Regions from separate parts of the Homo sapiens genome. Here regions 2, 3 and 4 are each linked to region 1. A link is a contact called in ENCODE Hi-C or POLR2A ChIA-PET data. All regions are on one chromosome and are shown on one strand. Each heading gives the region's core, a stretch centred on a gene start or an enhancer-like site at or near the end of the contact. The rest is flanking DNA. Distances are from core to core; before and after follow the strand shown. Region 1 overlaps PDSS2 (decaprenyl diphosphate synthase subunit 2). Region 2 has its middle 150 kb from the start of SCML4. Region 3 overlaps SOBP (sine oculis binding protein homolog). Region 4 overlaps SCML4 (Scm polycomb group protein like 4).

What was found. A loop is a pair of places that touch in the nucleus more often than their neighbours do. ChIA-PET counts read pairs that join two places held with the same protein, here RNA polymerase II (POLR2A). Pooled maps may share reads with other maps.
Region 2: a map of heart right ventricle shows a loop between it and region 1 (3-fold over the local background). The contact joins two enhancer-like sites. A Hi-C loop is called at or near these places in 1 of 168 maps with a recorded cell type or tissue (heart right ventricle), 1 of 37 single-sample maps with no recorded cell type and 3 of 50 pooled maps. POLR2A ChIA-PET finds 5 or more read pairs at or near these places in 2 of 52 experiments (GM10248 and OCI-LY7).
Region 3: a map of GM11168 shows a loop between it and region 1 (2.7-fold over the local background). The contact joins two enhancer-like sites. A Hi-C loop is called at or near these places in 2 of 168 maps with a recorded cell type or tissue (GM11168 and endothelial cell of hepatic sinusoid), 1 of 37 single-sample maps with no recorded cell type and 4 of 50 pooled maps. POLR2A ChIA-PET finds 5 or more read pairs at or near these places in 1 of 52 experiments (OCI-LY7).
Region 4: a loop to region 1 is called in a pooled map, with 3 times the contacts of the local background. The contact joins two enhancer-like sites. A Hi-C loop is called at or near these places in 4 of 168 maps with a recorded cell type or tissue (Right ventricle myocardium inferior, aorta, esophagus muscularis mucosa and 1 more) and 10 of 50 pooled maps.

The regions. Positions count from the first base shown.
Region 1 is chr6:107,328,962-107,331,661 of GRCh38, forward strand. All of the region lies in intron 2 of PDSS2 (decaprenyl diphosphate synthase subunit 2), which reads right to left. Among named protein-coding and RNA genes, the nearest start is that of PDSS2, 130 kb to the right of the region's middle. Within about 2 kb of position 1,355, at least 3 of the 41 ENCODE cell types and tissues checked have a DNase peak (open chromatin) inside an H3K27ac peak, as active enhancers do; they include OCI-LY7, where a contact is called at or near this core.
Region 2 is chr6:107,669,697-107,672,396 of GRCh38, forward strand. No RefSeq gene overlaps it. Among named protein-coding and RNA genes, the nearest start is that of SCML4, 150 kb to the right of the region's middle. RefSeq lists an enhancer at 1,175-1,234. Within about 2 kb of position 1,260, at least 9 of the 41 ENCODE cell types and tissues checked have a DNase peak (open chromatin) inside an H3K27ac peak, as active enhancers do.
Region 3 is chr6:107,617,529-107,620,228 of GRCh38, forward strand. All of the region lies in intron 5 of SOBP (sine oculis binding protein homolog), which reads left to right. Among named protein-coding and RNA genes, the nearest start is that of SOBP, 130 kb to the left of the region's middle. Within about 2 kb of position 1,308, at least 6 of the 41 ENCODE cell types and tissues checked have a DNase peak (open chromatin) inside an H3K27ac peak, as active enhancers do; they include OCI-LY7, where a contact is called at or near this core.
Region 4 is chr6:107,715,589-107,718,288 of GRCh38, forward strand. The region is part of intron 6 of SCML4 (Scm polycomb group protein like 4); the gene reads right to left. Among named protein-coding and RNA genes, the nearest start is that of SCML4, 110 kb to the right of the region's middle. RefSeq lists a silencer at 1,188-1,337. Within about 2 kb of position 1,288, at least 6 of the 41 ENCODE cell types and tissues checked have a DNase peak (open chromatin) inside an H3K27ac peak, as active enhancers do.

The sequences.
Region 1 (2,700 bases), core at 105-2,604:
ATTTTTAACTGCTTGCTATGGGCAACAGCTCCAACCCCTCTCCATGTCTCTGCTTTCCCTCTCAGCTTTTGCCTAGACGACTTCACTAATTCCCTGGCTGACTCTCTATCTTGGACCTCACCTCTCAGGGTCACCTTCTAAGCGTCAGCTAATTATGTTCCATAGCACAGATACAGTAACATGACCCCTTTTGCTTAAACACCTTTTTGATAATAGCTAAGAATAAGAGCAAACACTTACAGAATGCTTACTATGCCATGCAGTATTCTACTCACTCGTTTAATTCTGAAAACCATTCTGTGAAGTACATACTGAGGTGCGGCTAGCAGGTGGTGCAGTCAGCTTCCAGATTCCAAGTCCACTCTGCTGCCTCTTGAACTCCCCACAATTTATCCAGGATATCGCCCTAATTCCTCAGGCCCTTCACAGTGTGACTTCAACCTTTCCTTTCCACCTCATCTTCATTCCCTGCTTCTCATATATGAGTTTCTAGGGCTGTGAGGCTGGCCTGTAGATGGCTGCCTTCAGTTCACAGGGCATTCTCCCTGTATATGCATATCTATGTCCAAATTTCCCCTTTTTATAAGGATGCCAGTTATATTGAGTTAGGGCCTATTCTAATGACCTCATTTTGACTTGATTAGCTCTGTAAAGATCCTTTCTCCTAATAAGGTCACATTGTGAGGTACTAGGGGTTAGGACTTCAACACATGAATTTTGGGAGGGTAAAATTCAATCCATAATACCTGCATACATAATGAAGCTAGTCTCTTTTCCATAAATTCATACAATCATGTAACAGTTATGTACTGAGTGCCTATTAATTACAATGTTGGTACTGTTCTGGGCCCTGCTAGGTACTTCTATACCCCACGTCTTTGTGAGGTATAGAAGCAGGGTGCAGTGGCGGGCGCCTGTAATCCCAGCTACTTGGGTAGCTCAGGCAGGAGAATTGCTTGAAACTGGGAGGCAGTGGCTTCAGTGAGCCGAGACTGCATCACTTCACTCCAGCCTAGGTGATAGAGCGAGACTCTGTCTCAAAAAAAAAAAAAAAAAGGAAAAAGGTAACATTTGCTGCTGTCAACAGATAAACCCTAAAATTTAAGTGGCTTAACAAATAGATTTTTCTTCTCATACATCTAGTCTGTATGGATGTTCCTGATGGGCAGGTGACTTTCCTTCAAGAGTGATTCAGGGACACAGGCAACTTTCATCTTGAATGGGTCACTTCCCAGATCATCTGCTTAAGGAGTATTACAGATGCAACATTTTTATGGCCAGGAAATAGTAAATATCACTTCTACTCCTACTCTATTGGCTAGATCTCAGTCACATGGCCAGCCACCTGCATGGGAAGCTGAGAAATGTAGTCTAGCCGGGTACTCAAGAAGAAAAGAAAGTGCGTTTGGCATACTTGCTTCAGTCTCTTCTACCAGTTAAGGTGCTGGGAAACTTCAGGAAATGAAAGTAGAGTGCAAATATGTTCAGTCTGTGGTCTGCTTTTAACTACTAGTTAGAAGAGAAGATTGAGTCAGTTCTTGATAAAACAACCGAGAAAGTGGAACCATCAGCCAAAATATTCACGTGAATTTCTGTAAACTTAATAATCATATCATGAGAAAAATCTATAGTTTTTAATATGCATTATATATTGTAATAAACTATCTTTTGTACACAAAATAAAACTATGCTATTACTAATAGAATGGGAAGTTGTAAACATTTTCTTGATTGTAGCTAGGGATAACTGTAAATTTAGTAATACTTGACTGGCTTTGCAACCAATTTTTTAAAAGTCAAGGTTAGTGGAATAAACCTAAAGTTCACAGTCTTGTTGGCAAAAGGCTATGGCGAATGTTTACAGTACATTTTTATAAATGTGGCTTTCTTGCCCGATTTTCAAAATGTAGTTATTACATTTTAGCCTAAATTCTGCCTCTCCTGGCTGTTATATGATTAGTTCACTAGACATCCACAGCACCAATTATATCCTTAGGCCAAACAAAAGAGATCACCTAACTCCCATTTGGTCCTTCAGGTAATTTACTCAGGTCCCGTTATCTGATATCAAAGTCAAGTTTTATGAGAGAAAAAATACCAACAAGGTAAATCCCAGTAGTTTGGAGGTGAATTAAAAAGCTCCCAAATTAGTACTTCCCTCAAATGTTAAATAATTCACTGTAGCATTATAGATACAAGACTCCAGCAAAAGTTACACTTGAACAATTAAGGAAGCAAGAGCTAAACAAATGACTTCAGGGGTAGAGAAACAAATTAATGGTTTCTCATAGCACTATACCAAATTACTTTTTCACATTAACAAGTGTGTAAAACACCCAAACACCCCCAATGACCTACTAGATGAAGTTTGATTATAGAAAATAGCCTGGGTTTACATGCCAGGATTATTCCCTAAATGTAACTGTGGATTCTATACACTTGAGTATAAAGCCCATTTATGTTATTTGGAAAGGTTTCATGTTCACAACGTACCCCTACTCTTTTCCAAAGTTCTTTTAGTCAAATTGCTTGGATTATAATGACCATCTGCCAACATGTTATGTGAAGGACCAAAAGCAATGAAATTGTTTCCTAGAGGCTAGACAAGAATTAGAAACACAAGGTTACATCACAGTGCACCATGTGCATACAGATTAATAGCTCCTGCTGAGTAGAAAGAGTATACACTTTGAGATAAAAA
Region 2 (2,700 bases), core at 10-2,509, 340 kb after region 1:
TGCCCAGCTTCTCAGCTCTCCATCACTGTGGACCCCCTTCCCTTCCTTGCGCTCCCCTGGCTGCAAGGGCCTAAGGTGCTCTCTGTTTTCCTGGCTGGGCCTTGGCCGATAGAGTATGTGAACATGTAAACGTGTCGCACACCAAGACAGAGACAGAACCCCCGAAGACCCCAGTCCATAAAGCAGAAGGAAGGACGGTGCAGCTCACCTCGTGTTTCCCACCCTGAGCATCACAACCTGGAGCTTAACCGTAGGTCAGGTGATCTATCTGAAACCATTCCCCAAGGGGTTCTTCAGCTTGGGCCTTTAGACAAACAGAAAAATGGAATAGCAACTATGTATGTTTTTTTTTAATCATATATTAGTTTCATTAAAAATATGGATAAAAAATATGCAGTGGGCTTCTGGTATGCCTTCCATTTATTCTTTGCTTTAAAAAAAAAAGAGAGATGGGGGTTCTCACTTTGTCACCTAGGTTGGAGTGCAGTGGCATGATAATAGCTCACTGCAATCTCAAACTCCCGGGCTCAAGCGATTCTCCTGCTTCAGCCTCCTGAGTAGCTGGGACTACAGGCCTGTGCCACCATACCTGACTAATTTAGAAAAACCTTTTTTGGTTGGGCGCGGTGGCTCATGTCTGTAATCCCAGCACTTTGGGGAGGCTGAGGCAGGTAGATCAACCTGAGGCCAGGAGTTCGAGACCAGCTTGGCTAACATGGTGAAACCCCGTCTCTACTAAAAATACAAAAAATTAGCTGGGTGTGGTGGTATATGCCTGTAATCCCAGCTATTCAGGAGGCTGAAGCATGAGAATTGCTTGAGCCTGGGAGGCAGAGGTTGCAGTGAGCCAAGAGTGTGCCACTGCACTGCAGCCTGGGTGACAGAGCAAAACTCTGTCTCGAAAAAACAAAAAACACCATTTTTTTTTTTTAAGGAAAGGGTCTCAGGCTGCCCAGGCTGCACTCCTTGCTATGGAACTATAGGCAATGTCTCGTGTGTCTGGACTCTCCTTCTAGGTTCTGCTGACCTTGTCTGTGTCTCCTGTTATTCCTGTTCCATACCAAGTAGCATTTTCTTGGGTTTTTGTTTTTTTTTTTTGTACCTATTCCCTGTTTCAGTGCATGTACAGGAAGAGTTGTCTCATCAGGTGCCACTAAGGAAAACTTTCTCCATCAAGCTGCCTGCTGTGCACGTTGCCTGGGCTTTGCCTACCCCTGGTGCTGCATCTGCCTGTGTTCTGTCTTCTGGTTCTGCTGTGCTGTGGGGGAGGGGACGCTTGTACTCCTCTCCTTTTGGCAGGAAGAGTCACTTCCACATTGAGGTCAGAATTGAAAATGGATTTCCCCGTTGGGCAGAGGGATGGAGGCCTGCACTTCCTGTGTAGTGTAATTAATCGCTGCCCCTTCCCTGCCTGCAGCCGTCCAGGCTCAGGGCCGGCCCTGATTAACCATTTCCTGCCCAACGTTGTGAAGGCTACGAAAGACCTGTGTGAGCTTTCGCATCCTTCCTTCCTACAAGTTCGCTATTAATCTCTTGTAGGCCATCCCTCAGGTTAGGGAGCTCTCTGTGCTGGGCTCGTTTCTGCTGTGTGGGGAGAACTCAGTGCCCAAGAGGCTCCATGGAGCAGAAAAGCCTGAGTCCAGAGGAAGAGGGGCAGGAGCTGAGGAAGCGAGGACGGCAGGGCCCTGCTTACGGAGCAAATTTAGTCCATCTTTCTCACTCCCTTCCCATGCCCATGGCTATGTCATCTCAAATGGACAGGGCTCAAAAGAAGGCTTCTCTTCGCCCTTCTAGCTGCCTGATTTTCATGTCATCTGAAGGTACAGTGAGTAAAGAACATGACCTCAGAGATGACATTTGGAAGCCTTTAGGTTGGTTTGAATTCCTGCAACTTCGGAGCCGTCCCTTTCTCACATGTGCATAAGCCATGACATTTGAGAGCTGGAAAGGACAGGATTGTTCGTATTGTTCAATGCCCTCATTTTTGCACATGTGGGAAGTGAGGTATAGAGAAAGGCGGAGTGACTTGTCTAGTGGCAGTTAGCTCGTGAGTAGCAGGATCAAGATGGGAACCCGGGTCTTCATGAACTCTCCGAATGCTTCTTTCAGCAGTTACTTTGGAATTAGAACCGATTAAAGTGTTTGCTGCCTTGATGTGGGGTGTGAGTTGTGTTCCACAGACACAGAGCTCGGTGGATTAATGGTGTGCTGGAACGTGTTTAACTGTGGGCTCTCTGAGGGGAAAAAGCGTGATTATCCATAAGTACGTAAGTTTATTATACATTTTGCTGTTATGAAAGATGTGGAACATGCAATTTATAATAACGATAAAATATATAACACTCTTTGTTATAAATTCCATAGAACCAATAGATTCTCACAGCATGGTCTTGTTGATTTTTGTTGAATTCTTGTAACTACCTGGTTGCAATTGCTGAATGAGTGTAGTTCTGATATAAATGTTGAATGATATTTTCTTGTATGTTAATGTATTAGACAAAAGTGAAACCACGAAGACATAGGTTGAAACCTCACTCATTCATCAACGACATGAGTGACTTCTTTTCTAAATCAAATACTGGGAGAATATTTCCTCAAATTTTCATGTTATTCACAATGTAACAGCCACAGACACAGACGTGGCACTCTTTTGAGTTTAATCTTCATTATGAACATTCCCCATCACTTTAAGTCTAGACA
Region 3 (2,700 bases), core at 58-2,557, 290 kb after region 1:
TACTGCGTATCAAGCTGCAGGAAGTCCAGCTGATGTAAATAGATTAATATTTAAAAAGTAATACAGAAGAATGAGGTTCCAAACATGTAATGTTTAATTATTGAAAACCCATAATGGAATTCCAATCCAAACTCATCTCTCACATCTCACTGGTGTTCAGCAAAGAAGCTCAATTAGCTGGGGAGCCTGCCCACCCCACAGCTTGATTTGATCATCCCAGGGCCAAGCCCATGCTCTCTCTTAAAGTGCCTGGCAACACAGATGTGGGCAGCTTGGGTTGTTGTATGACTCCTTTTTTTTTTTTTTTTTTTTTTTTTCTGAGACGGAGTCTCTCTGTCGCACAGGCTGGAGTGCAGTGGCACGATCTCAGCTCACTGCAACATCTACCTCCTGGGTTCAAGCAGTTCTCTTGCCTCAGCCTCCCAAGTAGCTGGGACTACAGGCACCCGCCACCAAGCCAAGCTAATTTTTTGTATTTATAGTAGAGATGGGGTTTCACCATATAGGCCAGGCTGGTCTTGAACTCCTGACCTCAGGTGATGCGCCCGCCTCAGCCTCTTAAAATACTGGGATTACAGGTGTGAGCCACCGTGCGCGGCCCGTATGCCTTCTTATTACATAATTGTTGCAGCCCTTTTTAGTCAAATTAATGGGTAAATGACTGTACAGTGTGAACAGGACAATAGAGAAGAATTTGCATAACTTCTAACTGGTACAATTCAGGAAAGTTAGGTGACCTTCCAGAAATCATAGTATTAAGGGCATTCATAGTTCCTTTGGGTTTATTAGGCCATGAAGTATTTGTCTGGTTAGAAGAGTTTACTTAGTCTAGGGGTAGCTGATCACCCATTCTCCTCTTGAGACCATAGTTCTTTGGCCCTTTAGGACATATGTGTCACTTACTCTGGATAAGGCTGAATTTGCGCAGAGGCCTGTGGCAGAGAATGGCCAAAGGAAGAGATAAAATGATCAACATGACTAGAATAAACCCTCATCCATAGACCAATGGGATTTAGTTCAAAATCAGTGTGCCAGCAAGGCTGTTTGAAGTAGTTTTCTTGATTTTATGTTTTTATTTAGCATGACAGTTAAGGACAGTCCTTTGTGTATAAATACAAAAAATAGCGATATGCCATTTGTTGTTGTTTGGTTTAAGTGCACGTGAAGAGGCTGCTCAGTTGTGGCCCCTTTCTCATGTAATGCTCAGGAATTCATCTGTCATGCAGAAAATGCAGCTGTGTGACCTAAAATGCTCTTGGGTGAAGCCTCGGGGTTTGGAAGGTCACGCCATAGGTACTGGTATTCATGACATCCTGTCGGGCTTGTGGGCTGCGTAGGGTAACTAGAACTGAGAGGACAGAAATTGAGTTTGTAGTGACTGCAGAAGCTGAAACCACAAGGTGAAATGTAATAGGGTCTAGGCCTCAGTGAGCACAGGAAGCTGATTAGAGGTGAGCAGGGGCGGGGGAGCACTGAGGCTGAGAAAAGTGCCACAAGGGGACGAGTAACGTTGATTTCTGGACAGAGCCTGTTAACATGCGGAGGGGCCCATGTGTAGGAATCACCTTCACCTTCTCCTGCAGTTCAGTTACAACTGGTAATTGCATCCTGAACCCTTATCATGTGCAGGATGGGGTTCTGGGGTGTAAAGGTGCCATGAGATCCAGGCCCAGTACCACAAAAGAAAGCTTTAATTAAAGAAAACATGATAAGGCTTAGGTTTCCTGGCCCCATCTTATGCATCCAAGTGATTAAGGTAGCATTTTTCAAAGTGTTTTCCTATAGAAGCCTACTTTAAAAATAAAAGAGTTCTGTTTTTGAAAAGCTGGGGAAACTCTGGATGAATGAAGTTTAAGTATGTTTCTTTTCTGCAGATCTCCTCAGAGGCTCAGGCATGGCAGCCTGCACTGAGAACCTCCAAAGAAGAGCATAGAATATGCAACATTTCCCAAGCTTATTGGGCCATGGGATCCTTTTTGGGGGACAGAGCATTTATTGGTGGATCTAGTGTTTCTCAGCATATACTTTAGGAAATAGAGAGTTGGGGCATATTGGTCAGTGGTAGGGTCGGTGGGGTGGGGGGCAGTTGGAATGGGTTTAGGAATAGACAAGAACCTGAGAGAGTATTCATATTTCCTTTCTATGGAGACCCTCAGAAATAGTAGTGCAGGTGTATGCAGGCTTCTATAAGAGGCATGTCCTGGTGTAAACTTTATGCTTTTGCACCAGCAGAAGACAAGGCCTCCCAGCCCTTGGATTTGAGTAGGTCCACCCAGACTGAGGCTGTCCTGGGTACGCCACACCCATAGCAAGATACAGGGTCATTAACCACCAGGAGGGAGTATTACGGGATTAGGCAGGGACCTTGAAGTCACTGCCCCTTCCTAGATTTTCCTCATTTTTTTTAGCAGAGGGTAATACCTGGAAGGTTATGGTAAGGATTAAATCTGAGAAAGTCTGTCAAGCTGGGTGAGACTTTTGGTCTTCCTAAAGTTATGGAAGCTTGCCATAAAGAAGCCCAGGGAAATCAGAAAGGTGGGAATAGCCATTGCCACTCATCCCTGTGGTGTCTGAGCAATTGTGCTGGCAGTGAATGGTCCCACAGTGCTAATAACTGAGCCACTGGACTGCCTTACTGCTCCCAAGGAGCAGGCATCCTTGCTTCCTGATTTAGCACGAGGCCGTTAAAGATTTGCAGTT
Region 4 (2,700 bases), core at 38-2,537, 390 kb after region 1:
CTTGGATGAGAGACAAGGAAGAGCTCTCAAACTTTCACCAGAGCATCAGCAGACACCAGGAAAATGTGCCCTGTGAACACATCCCCTTGGAGCCCACTGGCAGCGGAGACAGACGTGATATATCACAACTGCAGGAAGCTAAAGGTAAGTACCGCCAGAGAGAGAAGGCTGAGGAGTTTGTCAAGTCATCAATACCCACCCTTCTGCCTGCAGCCTCATGCAGTTTTCTGGCTTTTGTGGTTTTAAACCATTTTGATTAGTACCATGGGGAAAATGCCATTTCTAAGTCTCTTCCATGGTTTATGACTTGGGTCAAACTCCCTTAAAGAGGTATGGTTTTTTTGATGATAACTGCTTTTTACTTGGGATGGAACTTCAGAGCAATATTGAACAGTCATTTGGGTGGGAGGGTGGGGTGTGGGGGGACCCACAGCAGGCACTAGGCTGACAGCTAGGTGAGAAATGGGTGAGGACGCTGGCGGTTTCTCTCCCACTTTAACATCCTGCCACTCAAGTCAGCATGGTTTTTATCTCCATGGTTTCCAAACATTTTTAGTTGTGCAAATTTTGTTTAAGCAAAGCACATATAGAACCCCACTCTGCAAATGTGAAAAGGCCCTGCTTAAAGAGAGGGAGGGCACCTGGAGTCCTGTCTGCTCTTGTTCCATCTTCTCCATCTCTTAGAACCTTGAAAGCCATCAGGCATGATTTGAAAACCCCTGGGGTTGTTTTGAAAGACAGGCTTTGGAGCCCACTGAAGTCAGATCCTGGCTTAACACTTGATTTACCTTCTCTTGAACCTCTTTTTCTTTATCTTTAAATCAAATATACCAATACCTTTTTATAAATATTAAATCCTAAACATATAACTTATAATAAGTCGGAAACTGTCTGGCCCCCTTGAGTGTAGGTGTTCAATAAATAACAGTCTGATACAGGCCTCAAGCCCCCCTTTGCCAGGGCTGTGGGGGGTTCAAATATGAATAAGAGGCTTCACAAAGCTGAGGGTCTGTTCCTTTCTCTAGGATAGAGTAAGAACTATAGATGAGGAAACAAAGTGCCATGGGAGGAAAAAGGAGGGAGTGAGCATTTCTGATCAGACTTCCCATTGCCTACTCAGCGTTACTTTGCACTTCTTCCTCTGTAATAGCAGCCCTAACTTCCATCTGGAATCATGGTTGCTAGGAATGAAAACCACATTTCCCAGCATCCCTTGCAGCAAGTGGCCATGTGACTACATTTTGGTCAATGAAATGTAAGCAGAAACGGAAACCTCTTTCAGAGACACTGGTGCTATCCTTCCTTCCGTCTTCTCCCCACCCACTTCCTCTGTCTCACTGCTGAGAATGTGCATGGCTGACTGGCTGTTTCTGGTACCTGCGGTTTTATTTAGCACCCTGAGGAAGGCACTGGTTAAAAGGAATCTTTCGGCTGGGCGGGGTGGCTCACGCCTGTGGTCCCAGCACTTTGGGAGGCCGAGGCAGGCAGATCACGAGGTCAGGAGATCGAGACCATCCTGGCTAACACTGTGAAACCCCGTCTCTACTAAAAATACAAAAAAAAAAAAAAAAAAAAAAAAAAAAAAGCCAGGTGTGGTGGCAGGCACCTGTAGTCCCAGCTACTCAGGAGGCTGAGGCAGGAGAATGGCATGAACCCAAGAGGCAGAGCTTGCAGCCTGGGTGACAGAGCGAGACTCTGTCTCAAAAAAAAAAAAAAAAAGGAATCTTCGGAGAATTAAAGTGTTAACAGACCTACAAAGGATGAATAATTTCATTTTTCTTCAGTGTATCACAAAGGCTCAACAGTGAACTTCAACTGATACATCACATAGCAGCTTTTCTCCAAAGAGGTTAGGTGGCTTTGCGATTTTAAACATCCCACAGTCCCGTGGTGGGGGTCCTGCTGATTATGGACAACTGGATTTCAGGGTCTCAGGCAAAGTTCTCTCTAATATTTATTTTTATTTATTTATTTTTTGAGACAGAGTCTAGCTTTGTTGCCCAGGCTGGAGTGCAGTGGCGCAATCTCTGCTCACTGCAACCTCCACCTCCCGGGTTCAAGCGATTCTCTTGCCTCAGCCTCTCAAGTAGCTGGTATTACAGGCGTGCATCACGACACCCAGCTAATCTTTGTATTTTTAGTAGAGACGGGGTTTCACCATGTTGGTCAGGCTGGTCTCAAACTCCTGACCTCAAGTGATCCACCCGCCTTGGCCTCCCAAAGTGGTGGGATTGCAGGCATGAACCATCGTGCCTGGCTGGTTCTAATACTTCTAAGTTATTAAAAAGACAGCCAGGATTCAGGGTTCAGGTATTGATGTTCTTGGGATGAAAGGCAGCAGGCACAGGTGGACTCCGTGTCTCTGATCTCATCCCAGATCCTGACAGGCAGAAGGGCCTGAGCTAGGGGGCCTCTCCTGGGGTGCAACCAGGCTCCAGCAGAGAGGCTTTCTCAGAGCTGGAGGCTGAGGAAGGGTCTGGGCTGCCCCTCGGCCAGTCGTCTGGCAAGATTACTCAGACTGTCAGGGCCTGATTCCAGGATGATATGAGTTAGCTCTGTGTCCCCACCCAAATCTCACCTTGAATTGTAATAATCCCCATGTGTCAAGGATGGAGCCAGTTGGAGATAATTGAATCATGGGTTTGGTTCCCCCATTCTGTTCCTGTGGTAGCCAGTAAGTCTCACGACATCTGATGGTCT